Linked DNA regions of Homo sapiens: region 2 is linked to region 1. The links are chromatin contacts, found by Hi-C or POLR2A ChIA-PET in ENCODE. All regions are on one chromosome and are shown on one strand. Each heading gives the region's core, a stretch centred on a gene start or an enhancer-like site at or near the end of the contact. The rest is flanking DNA. Distances are from core to core; before and after follow the strand shown.

Region 1 (5,434 bases), core at 1,308-3,807:
CTGCAAATGCAGAAAGCAAGGCTGGGGTGTCTGGGATGAAGCAGGCCGGAACTGGGCTCAGCACCGAGCTAGCTCTTGGGATGTTTTATTTACCAGGGTCATTCACATTTATGTTGTCCTTCAAAAGATCCTGAAAGTTCTTGGGCATGGTGGCTCATGCCTGTAATCCTAGCACTTTAGGAGGCCATGACAGGAGGACTGCTTGAGCCCAGGAGTTCAAGACCACCTTGGGCAACATAACAAGACCTTGTCTTTACAATAATGAACATAAAAATAAATTTAAATAAACATTCCTGAAAATTCCCATGGATCTCAGCCTGTCTTGAGTCTCTCAGCAACACCATGAGCGGGGAACTCTGATTGCCAAGGTACAGGTAGAGAAACTGGGGCCCAGCTTTCATTAGCAACAGAGCCAGGATTTGAACTCAGGTCTCAGACTCTAAGCCAGTCATCTTTCCATCATTCTATGACTCTTCCCTTTGCGATGAAGGAGGGGGACCCAGGCAATACTCCCATATGACTAATGGATCCAGAAAAATCATTACTTTCAGAACCTACAAAAAAACTTTGAGGACAAAAAGCGTGGGTTTCTGAAGCACCTTCAGCCCTGAGCAATCCCAGCACTTTGGGAGCAGTGAGCAAGCTGTCATTTTCCCTGCGCTTCTCGCAGACCTGGAAGCACAATTGTTCCAACAGTGACAGTTTACAGGGTGTTCATTGGCACTCACTGTGGTTCTCACGGAGGAATGGCAGGCTTGGCGCTCAGCCTGGGAGAGTCTGCTTTCTGGAAAGGCAAATAGGAGCCAGGAAGCTGCTGGTTGGACTGAATCATGCAATGAGAATTTCCTGGGGCTGGGCATGGTGGCTCACGCTCGTAATCCCAGCACTTTGGGAGGCCGAGGCAGTAGGACCGCTTGAGCCCAGGAGTTTGAGACCAGCCTGGGCAACATAGCAAGACCCTGTCTCTACAAAAAATAAACAATTAGCTGGGCATGGTGCTGCACACCTGTGGTCCCAGCTACTCCGGAGGCTGGGGTGGGAGAATCGCTTGAGCCCTGGAGGCAGAGGTTGCAGTGAGCTGAGATTGCACCACTGCACTCCAGCCTGGGCAACAGAGCAAGACCCTGCCACAGACAAACAAACAAAGAGTTTCCTGAGGCCCTACTGTGGCAGACACCCCTCCTGCAGGTCAGGGTTGGGCGGGAGGCAGGTGGTCCCTGTTGCTGCCATGTGAGTCCCTCCAGGTGTGCCTGCTGGGGGTGGGTCCCACCTTGGGCAGCAAAAAGGGTGAGTCAAGGGGGACGAGCAGGTATCTCCCAGATGCAGAGGTTCAAACAGGATCGGAGAGAGGTCGGGAGGCCAGGGCAGGTGGAGCAACAGGAAGTGAGCGAAGGGCTGTTTTTTTTTTTTTTTTTGAGGTAGGATCTCACTCTGCCTCCCTCGCTGGGGTGCAGTGGTGTGATCACAGCTCACTGCCGCCCCGACCTCCTGTGCTCAAGCAATCCCCCTGCCTCAGCCTCCCGAGCAGCTGGGACCACAGGTGCACAACACCACGCTTGGCTAATTTTTGTATTTTTCGTAAAGACAGGATCTTGCTATGTTGCCCAAGCTGGTCTGGAACTCCTGGGCTCAAGGATTCCTCCCACCTCGGCCTCCCAAAGTGCTGGGATTATAGGCATGAGCCACCATGCCTGGACCTGAATTTTGTTTAAAAACTAAAACTAAGGAGCTGGGCATGGTGGCTCACCCCTGTAACCACAGCACTTTGGGAGGCTGAGGTGGGCGGATAACGTTAGGTCAGGAGTTTGAGACCAGACTGGCCAACACGGTGAAGCCCCATCTCCACTAAAAATACAAGAATCAGCTGGGCGTGGTAGCGCGTGCCTCTAATCCCAGCTACATGGGAGGCTGAGGCAGGAGAATTGCTTGAACCCGGGAGGTGGAGGCTGCAGTGAGCTGAGATCGCCCCACTGTACTCCAGCCTGGGTGACAGAGCGAGACTCTGACTCAAAAAACAAACAAACAAACAACAACAACAACAAAACTAAAACTAAAAAAAAAATCCAAGAAGAAATAAAAGGCCTTCCAGTGCTATTACTTTTGGGCTAACATTCACTTTATAAACTACATTGTTGAGGCCAATTTTGTTTTCTACAAACCTCCTAGAAGCTGGAGAGCACGCGTGGGCCCCCAGCCACAACGGGGCATCCTCTCCCAGGGACAGCAGAAAGAATCGTGTTCTTTAAACAGCCACAAAACCACGTTGTCAGTGGGAAGGAAGTCACTGAGCAACTGCTCCCGAGGGGCAGAAGCTGGGAAGACCCTAGTGGGGCCTGGGATCTTGATGTTCTAATATTGGTTCCTGTAAATTCATGTTGCTCAGTACAAGTTTTGAGAAACAAAACATCCTTCCTTAGACACAGCCCGTTAGCTGTTACATGGTGCTGGCCGTGGGTGTTCCTCTCACCAGTGCCAGAAATTCTCTGAAAGACCTTCTGTGTTGGTGTCATTTTGTAAACAAAAACAAAAAAACCCCCAAAACCTAAAGCAAGGAAGGTTCTTGAACAGATTGGAGGGGTCAAGCAGAACCAGCAGCCCCGACAGAGGAGGTGCTGCCCTCCAGTGGCGTCTGTGAGGACAGCAGGGGCTGTGCCCAGGAGACCTCAGAAATCATCCAGTCCACCCCCTCCCATTTTTAATATTGGTAAACTGAGGTACAGAAGATCTATAGAGGTCTCCAGGTAAGTTAATAGCATATCAAGGACAAAGGGCAGATTGCGTGTCCCTGCACTGTTCCAGTGGGATGTGGGGGGCTCTGGACATGGGGATGTTGGTCCCTGTTTCCTCTATGCACTGCTTAAGGAATTTCCAAGCACCCTCACACCTGAATAATGGGGGTCCCCCACCCCACCCACAGCTGAAGGGACGGTGGGCCAGCAGTCACTCAGGTGCCCCCTCTCAGGCCTCAGTAAGTGATATCTGAATGCCAAGGCCGTGCAGAGGGGACCACGATTGGCACCTGGTCACCCTAAAACTCACACAAGTGTATGCTGGGGAGCAGGTGCTAAGCCCTTCGCAGGAAAGCCGCTGTCCAGGGAGAAGGATGCAGGGCTGGAGAGAAGCAGAGGAGGACCTCTGGGCTTCCGAGGGGGGTCAGCGTGGCGGGGGTGGTGAACGATGACCTGCTGACAACCGCCGGACCGGGCTGTACTTCCTGCCCTTGACTTACACAGAAATTCCCTGCAGGCCTCGGTTGCATTTCTGCTCTTCACAAATACACCGTTCCCAACTAAGACAGCACGCCTTTGATTTTGTTGGAGCCTCAGGGACAGGCTTTGCTATCTCCACGTCCTGACAATGACGCTGGGACAAGACAGTATACCCTGACACAGCCTCTCAGTGGGATGCTGGGACCCAGCTCCAATTCCTGTGCTCTCATCGAGCCCTTGGACCCCTGGAGCTGGCCTATGGGACACGTCAGCAAGAGGTGGAGGGCGGGGTGCATTTTCCAGGTGGCTCCAAGCAGTCTCAGCTCCACCAAGGCAGGACCCAGGGCTGAGTTTGAGGGTGTCAGGACCCCAGCATCTTCCAAACATGGGGCGAATGCCCCCACAGTCTCTGTGTCAGAGCTTCCCACCCTACCCTGACAGCATAATGAGCTCCTGTGGGTGGAGGCTGACAGAGGCCCCGGACGCACCGGGCTCAGGGGTGCTGCTCATGCATTGACCTCTCTTTGAGAGGGGCCCTGAGAGACGCCTGCTTGTGTACGTCTTAGAGGCAAAGATCCAGATGGTCGGGCACGGTGGCTCACACCTGTAATCCTTGGGAGGCCAAGGCAGGTGGATCGCCTGAGCTCAGGAGTTTGAGACCAGCCTGGCCAACATGGTGAAACCCTGTCTCTACTAAAATACAAAAATTAGCTGGGCGTGGTGGCAGGTGCCTATAATCCCAGCTACTCAGGAGGCCGAGGCAGGAGAATCACTTTCACCTTGGAGGCTGAGGTTGCAGTAAGCTATCACACCACTACACTCCAGCCTGGGTGACAGAACAAGACTCTGTCTCCAAAAAACAGGAAAAATCCTTTTTGGCTTATAAGCTTCTCTTTGAAAATAAAAACACTACAGGGAAAGTTAATTGATGAAGCATTATCACTTAATTAAATCAGTGTGAATTAAACAACAGATAGCAAGTAGTTTCATTGTGATGCCTTTCTTTTGGGTTTCAGATGGTGGATTTGATAAGGAGGAAAGGAGTATTAGAGGCAGCTGACTGAGGGAGGCCTGAGGCTGTTGGTTGAGTCACTGTTTCATCTGGGGTAGGCCGGGACTTCCATGTGAAACTAAGTGTTTGCAGAGCCCAGTGGGCTGTGTGGCTGCATCTGAGAACTGCTGGGAGCTGTGGATTTGCTGGGGAATCAGCCCAGCTGTCCCCGGGAGGTTGGTGGGGGCGGAGGAGGGACACAGAGGAGTGTCCCTCCATGTAGGCAATGACATGGGATGTCAAGGTCAGCCAGCTCAGGGACTGTGTGCTCCCTGGGGAGAGGAAGGGCTGGCTCTGGGACCTCTGGGCTCCCTGGGGAGAGGCAGGACTGGCTCTGCGACCTCTGGGAGCCTGAGTGCAATGGTCAACGTGTGGGCCCCCCATCACAGGAAGAGGGAGCCATACTGGGGATTTCTAAGTACCAGCAAGGGTCTCCAGGGCTCTGTAGGCAATTTTTTTTTTTCTTTTTTTTTTGAGACAGAGTTTGGCTCTGTCACCCAGGCTGGGGTACAATGGCACGATCTTGGCTCATTGCAACCTCCGCCTCCCAGGCTCAATCACTTCAGCCTCCAGAGTAGCCGGGACTACAGGCACAGCCCAGGCACCATGCCCAGCTAATTTTTGTATTTTTTGTAGAGACAGGGTTTCACCATGTTACCCAGGCTGGTCTCGAACTCCTGACCTCAAGTTGATCCTCCTGCCTCAGCCTCCCAAAGTGTTGGGATGACAGGCGTAAGCCACGATGCCCAGCCTGTAGGCACTATTAATAAAATAAAAATAGAATGTAAAACCTCAAATCATGGATATAAAAATTAAGCAAAGTTAATCAATATAGCAAAAGAAAAGAAAAATTCAAAAATAGCAAGAACATATAAGAAACAAAGCATACAATAAGATGCAGAAGAACAAACATCAATTGTAAGACATAAGAATGGATTAAACTCTGCTATTCAAGGGCAAATATTCTCAGATGGGATCAAAGAATAAAAAACTAAGACATAGCTAAAACATAAGACAAGCTGGGTGTGGTGGCTCATGCCTGTAATCCCAGCACTTTAGGAGGCTGAGGCAGGAGGATCTGTTGAGGCCAGTAGTTTAAGACCAGCCTGGGCAACATAGTGAGACCCTGTCTCTACAAAAAATGGTAGTGTGTGCCTGTAATCCCAGCTACTCA
Region 2 (5,562 bases), core at 2,980-5,479, 210 kb after region 1:
ACTCAGCATCACCCATGTCTTTCTATAAATAGGAAGAAAGCTCAGAACAGCCCTCAGAAAACTGCATGTTGACAGCACCCAGAGTCCTGGCTGGAAGAGGGAAGGGCACTCACAGAGCTGCTTCCCTGGAGCTGTGTCTCTCCCAACTGCCTTGAAGGAATCTCTTGGGAAGGCAGCGACTTCTGGCCTCTGGGGACCTAAAGAAGCCAAGTGGCAAAGCGGTATGAAAACTAAACCAGTTCTAGGTCCAGGTGCACATCAAGGCAGTTTGTGGGGCACGTGGCAGGTCTGCTGAAACACAGTGCCTGCCCCTCGCCAACCTTCTCTCTCTGGCAGGAACCCCCTCCTTTGAGTTAAAAGTGTTGCAGACCCCAGGAAATGCCTGAGAGACCTTGTGCCTTAACAGAGAGAGATGTTATGTGCACCGGATCCCCAACATGCTTTGCAAATGTTGAAGGGAGAAGACAGACGTGGGCCAGATACAACACAAACAAGGCTCTCAGGCCACCAGGCTGAGTGAAGGTGCTATACAGAGGCTTCTTGGCCACCTGGGGCCCCTTTGAGCCTATGAGGGATCCTGGGAGGGTAGTGGAGTGAGGACAGCAGAGGAGCACCAAAGACAAACTCAGCCCATTTCACAATTTTATCGTGAGCCAGCCCTATCTTAGCCCTCTCGTTTTGAAGAAAAGCCAAATTTGTATTTAAAAAAATACTTATGCCTGATGCATTCCCTATTGTGAAATAAGCACATTTATTACACAGAAGGAAACCTGATGTCTCTCAGACCTTGAGCAGACTATTTACAACATTTGGGCTACAAGGCAAGGTGACCTTCAGACCACGAAGTGGCGATGGCTTGCATAGGGCAAGGCAGGGTCTCTGAGAGAACGTGAGACACACAGGCCACCACCATGTTTTAGGGGACCTGGGATTTTGCAACAGGAAGAAATAACAGGTTAGAAAAATGCATGCTTTAAAACATTTAAAATTTAAAAATAGAATGCTTTCACACACACACACTGCAACACAATATAATTGTGCCATTTACTAGTAATGATATAAACATATCTGAATGCCCCTTTGAACACAAAGCACAGCTAAATGCCCCACCTCCAGCAGACAGACCCTGAAGCAACACACCCCCAAGAAAACAAGTGACAGATATATATGATAGATAGATAGATAGATAGATAGATAGATAGATAGATAGATAGATATTATTTTTTTTGAGACAGAGTCTGGTTCTGTCTCAGAAGGGTCAGGTTGCCCAGGCTGGAATGCAGTGGCATGATCTCGGCTCTCTGCAACCTCCACCTCCCTGGCTCAAGCTAGCCTCCTACCTCAGCCTCCCAAGTAGCTGGGACGACAGGTGCATGTCAGCATACCCAGCTAATTTTGGTAGAAATGGAGTCTCACTATGTGGCTCAGGCTGCTCACTACGAGCTCAGAAGAGCTCAAGCAATCCACCCACCTCGGCCTCCCAAAGTATTGGGATTACAGACATGAGTCACCATGCCCGGCTGTAAGTGACAGATATTGACATAAGCCCTGCAATAGGAATCTGAGACCCAGGATTGGACAGGTCAACTAGCAATGCTTCTAAATACAAGTGATCTGGCAAGCTGGCAAAATGTCTGAGTTTCATTCTTTACCTTAGGTCAAAGTTTCATTCTTGATTTGGATCAAAGGGGAAGGAGAAAAAGGCACAAACTGAACCATCAACTCTGTCACCGAAAAGTGGTCCCCTGGATCTTAGTGCTTTGCCACCTTCTTGCCACCCCTATAGTAAAATGCTTTTTTATTCTTTCTTTAAAAATTTCTGTTATTATTATTTTATTTAAATGGGGTCTTGCTATGTTGTCCAGGCTGGTCTCCAACTTCTGGCCTCAAGCAATCTTCCCACTCCAGCCTCCCAAAGTGCTGGGATTACAGACGTAAGCCACCATGTCCAGCCATGATTTTTAAAGGCAGGCATACTTTATACTTTTTGTACACACTTACAGCTCTGATTCTTTTTTTAAACATATTTATTTATTTTTGTTGAGATGAGGTCTCGCTATGTTGCCCAGGCTGGTCTTGAACTCCTGGGCCCAAGTGATCCTCCTGCTTCGGCCTCCCAAGTAGTTGAGATTACAGGTGAGAGCCGCCATGCCTGGTTCAGGCTCTGATTCTTATGTCAGTGAATGCCCAGTAAATTATTGTTGGCTTGAACTGAATTATCAAGAAGGTGCTATCAAGAATTCTTTGAGCCAGGCACGGTTGCTGACGCCTGTAATCCCAGCACTTTGGGAGGCTGAGGCAGGCAGATCACTTGAGGCCAGGAGTTTGAGACTAGCCTGGCCAACATGGTGAAACCTGGTCTCTACTAAAAAATAAAAAAATTAGCCAGGCATAGAGATGCACACCTGCAGTCCCAGTTACTCAGGTGGCTGAGGCAAGAGAATTGATTGAACCCAGGAGGCGGAGGTTGCAGTGAGCCAAGATCACACCACTGCACTCCTGGGTGACAGATTGAGACCCTGTTTCAAAAAAAAAAAAAAAAAAAAAAGAAGTAAAGGAAAGGAAAAAAGAAAGAGAAAAAAAAAGAAAAATAATTCTTTGGCTAGGTATGATGGCACTTTGGGAGGCCGAGGCAGACGGATCGCTTGAGCCCAGGAGTTCAAGACCAGACTGAGCAGTATGGCAAAACCCCGTCTCTACAAAAAGTACAGAAACATAGCCTGGGGCGGTGGTGGGCGCCTGTAGTCCCAGCTACTCTGAAGGCTGAGATGAGAGGATTGCTTGAGCCCAGGAGGTTGAGGCTACAATGAGCTGAGATCACACCACTGCACTCTAGCCTGGGTGACAGAGCAAGACCCTGTCTCAAAAAAAAAAAATTATTATTTGGGAGATATAATTTTACATCATCAGAGGGTCAAAAAAAACCCTCTATTTTGCCTATTGGCCCCATTTGAGATGACCCTGGTGAAATTTCTCAGCTAACTTTCTCCACCTCTGTCAAGTTGACCGAGACACCACCTAAATCTCCATGAAGGACCTGGCAGCTTTCCGGCTCTGCAGCATTTTCCCGACAAGTTTGCTGCGCACACGCGGATGCTGACAGCACAGTCTCATGCTTGCCTAAGCCAGAGCACCACCCTCTAGTGTGACACCGTGTGATCTCTATTTTACCATGCAGAAGAGAGGTCATCTCCTGGTACAAGAAAATGGGCTGTCTTCTGGATAACCGCAGCAATTCATCTCTGAGTAGCTGAAGGTCATTAGTATGCATTATACAAGTGGAACCATTTGAGAGAAAAGAGGGAACTCACTGGACACAAAAGTGCACTGAGACTGTGAACAGCAAGTCCCGAACAAGGACACAGAGATAGATCCCAAAGGGAAAGGCTGGAGGGGGAAGGATGCGACCCAGCCGCAGTGGCTGATCCATGAGGGCTCCTGTCTGGGTTCGTGCTGCCAATCAGTAGCATTCCCCAGGCAAGACGTGGGCGCCAGGCCTGACTTGAAACCCAAGGTTGGCTTCAAGATCTTGCAGCTGGATCAGAATGCTGAGTTCATCGTTGCTGGTGGGCCGCCGTCACCTCTCCTTAGCCCCCCTGTTGAAGGATGGCCGGCCCCTCCTGGGAAAATTGCTACATTTCCTCAGATAACAGATGCACACATGACTAATCAGGCCTACCCTAAGAAATGAGAGCCAGCAGCAGAAGCCACAGCGCACACTCTGTATTGTGAAAATGGAATGTGGGATGACCTAGGAGATGACACAAATGCCGAACGGCGAACTTTCTGTTTCTATGAGTCTAATAATGAAAAACTTTTCTGCCTGAACCCGTGGGATCGAATAAAATGAAAAACCCCATTCTGCAAACCACTGCGCCCCATGGGAAGCAGCTCGGTTTCCTTCCCGTGTCGTCGGGAGCCCTCTGATGGAGGAAGCCTAAATTACAGCGCTCATAACCTAACAGGCAGCCGCCGGGCTCAAGTGCCCCCTGATTTTCCAGAATCGAAAAGAAGAGGAACCATAAAAGAAGCCGAATGTTTTCTCCCCCTGGCACTTTGCCCAGTGACAGTTGTCAATCAGAGGTGCTGCAGACCGACTCGAAGGCAGCGTTCAGTGCCCAGGCACACTGCCTGCTGCCGTTGGTTCCTCCCATGGTTCTCAGGGCGCCAGGTCTCTGTCAACTCCCAGCCCCCAGTTTCCTTACCTTGTCCTACTGCATCTGAGTCAGGATGCCTGATGGGTTGAGCGCTGATGATCTCATCCGTGTCCCACATGTCCCAGGGAATCCCAGGTCTGCCCTGAGCTTCCTGTGTCCTTGGGAAAGTCGGTTAATCTCTGGGCCTCACTGTCCTCATCGCTGAGCTTGGGGACTTGTAACAGATGATTTCTAAGTATCTTCCAGCTTTGAATAGAGCATTTGTCTTGGGTGGCCAGGCTTAAAGTTTAAAGGCATAAAAGGAAAATGGGATCTGATCTTTAATCAGAACTGCTGAGAATGAGAAGCGCAGAGCAAACTACCGACTGCATTGGGTGAAAAGTGAAAATGGTCGGTGGGGAGGTGCCACGGTCAGGATCTGAGGCGCTAGGATCTTGCCAGTGCCTTGGCGCCTTTCTCTGCAGTCCCCGGCCTGCCTCCCTTCTGCTCCCTCTCTTCCGGAGTCTGGTGCTGCCAATTTGCCAGGTGAGCCCCGCCAGCGTCCCATTGCCGGTTCTCGTGGCCCTCACCTTTTCCTTATACCTTCATCCCTGCAGGAGTCGCAGGACCTCAGCTGGCCAGTTGGCTCTGCCTGGAAGGTGCAGGTCTTGTCCTTGTCAGGGAGACTGGCAGCCGCAATGCTGTGCCTGTCCCAGGCTGAGCAAGAGGCTCCTGGTGTCGATTCTGGAGCAGCCACAGGCCTCAGCAGGCCCCCAAAAGTGATGACATCAGCACAGTACTGCACCAGCTCTGAGGGCCCCACTGCCCCTGCCATCTCCTCCTCCTCTCCCTCTCCAGTCTCCCTCTCCTCCCAGCACAGTGCAGCCTCCAAGGGCAGCCTCCACGGTGGAGATGCTCAAGCTAAAGCATGGGGACAGGAAAAAGCAACCACCAGGGTGGAGGGTCTCCCAGGGGAAGCACAAGGTCTGGGACAATGAGAGGCATCAGTCACCGAACCATCTCACAACTCGAACAACCCCAGAAGAGCGGGCTGGAGAGTGCAATGTGACATCACTTCCCATCTTGCTGGGAGACAGGGCTTTTGCCAAGAACGGGCCCCTGGGGATTCATCGGGCGACATTTTCATGCCACTGGCATAAATAAAGACTTGTACCAAAGGCTGCCATTCTGGGCAGAAGGTGCTGTCTAGACCCCCTTAGGGCTGCCCTCTCTGGCCCCAGGCCCCTGGCTCCTACCACCTAAGCCCATCACATCACCCAGGAGGGTCGGCAGCTGCTGGCCCCCACCCACATTCGCTGGCTTGGTTTTACTCTGCAGGGGAAGCTGGACTTCCTCCACATCCAAGTTCAACTACATGACATCAGGAACACAGCCTTTCTCCCGACACCTTCGAGCCTCTATTTGT

Evidence for each region. Hi-C counts contacts between places; a loop is a spot of excess contacts on that map. ChIA-PET counts read pairs that join two places held with the same protein, here RNA polymerase II (POLR2A). Pooled maps may share reads with other maps.
Region 2: a map with no recorded cell type shows a loop between it and region 1 (2.6-fold over the local background). The contact joins two enhancer-like sites. A Hi-C loop is called at or near these places in 1 of 37 single-sample maps with no recorded cell type and 4 of 50 pooled maps. POLR2A ChIA-PET finds 5 or more read pairs at or near these places in 2 of 52 experiments (HepG2 and MCF 10A).

Annotation. Positions count from the first base shown.
Region 1 is chr1:8,985,607-8,991,040 of GRCh38, forward strand. No RefSeq gene overlaps it. Among named protein-coding and RNA genes, the nearest start is that of SLC2A7, 38 kb to the right of the region's middle. RefSeq lists enhancers at 544-1,045, 2,851-3,351. Within about 2 kb of position 2,558, at least 8 of the 41 ENCODE cell types and tissues checked have a DNase peak (open chromatin) inside an H3K27ac peak, as active enhancers do.
Region 2 is chr1:9,192,707-9,198,268 of GRCh38, forward strand. No RefSeq gene overlaps it. Among named protein-coding and RNA genes, the nearest start is that of MIR34AHG, 13 kb to the left of the region's middle. RefSeq lists an enhancer at 5,321-5,562. Within about 2 kb of position 4,230, at least 18 of the 41 ENCODE cell types and tissues checked have a DNase peak (open chromatin) inside an H3K27ac peak, as active enhancers do.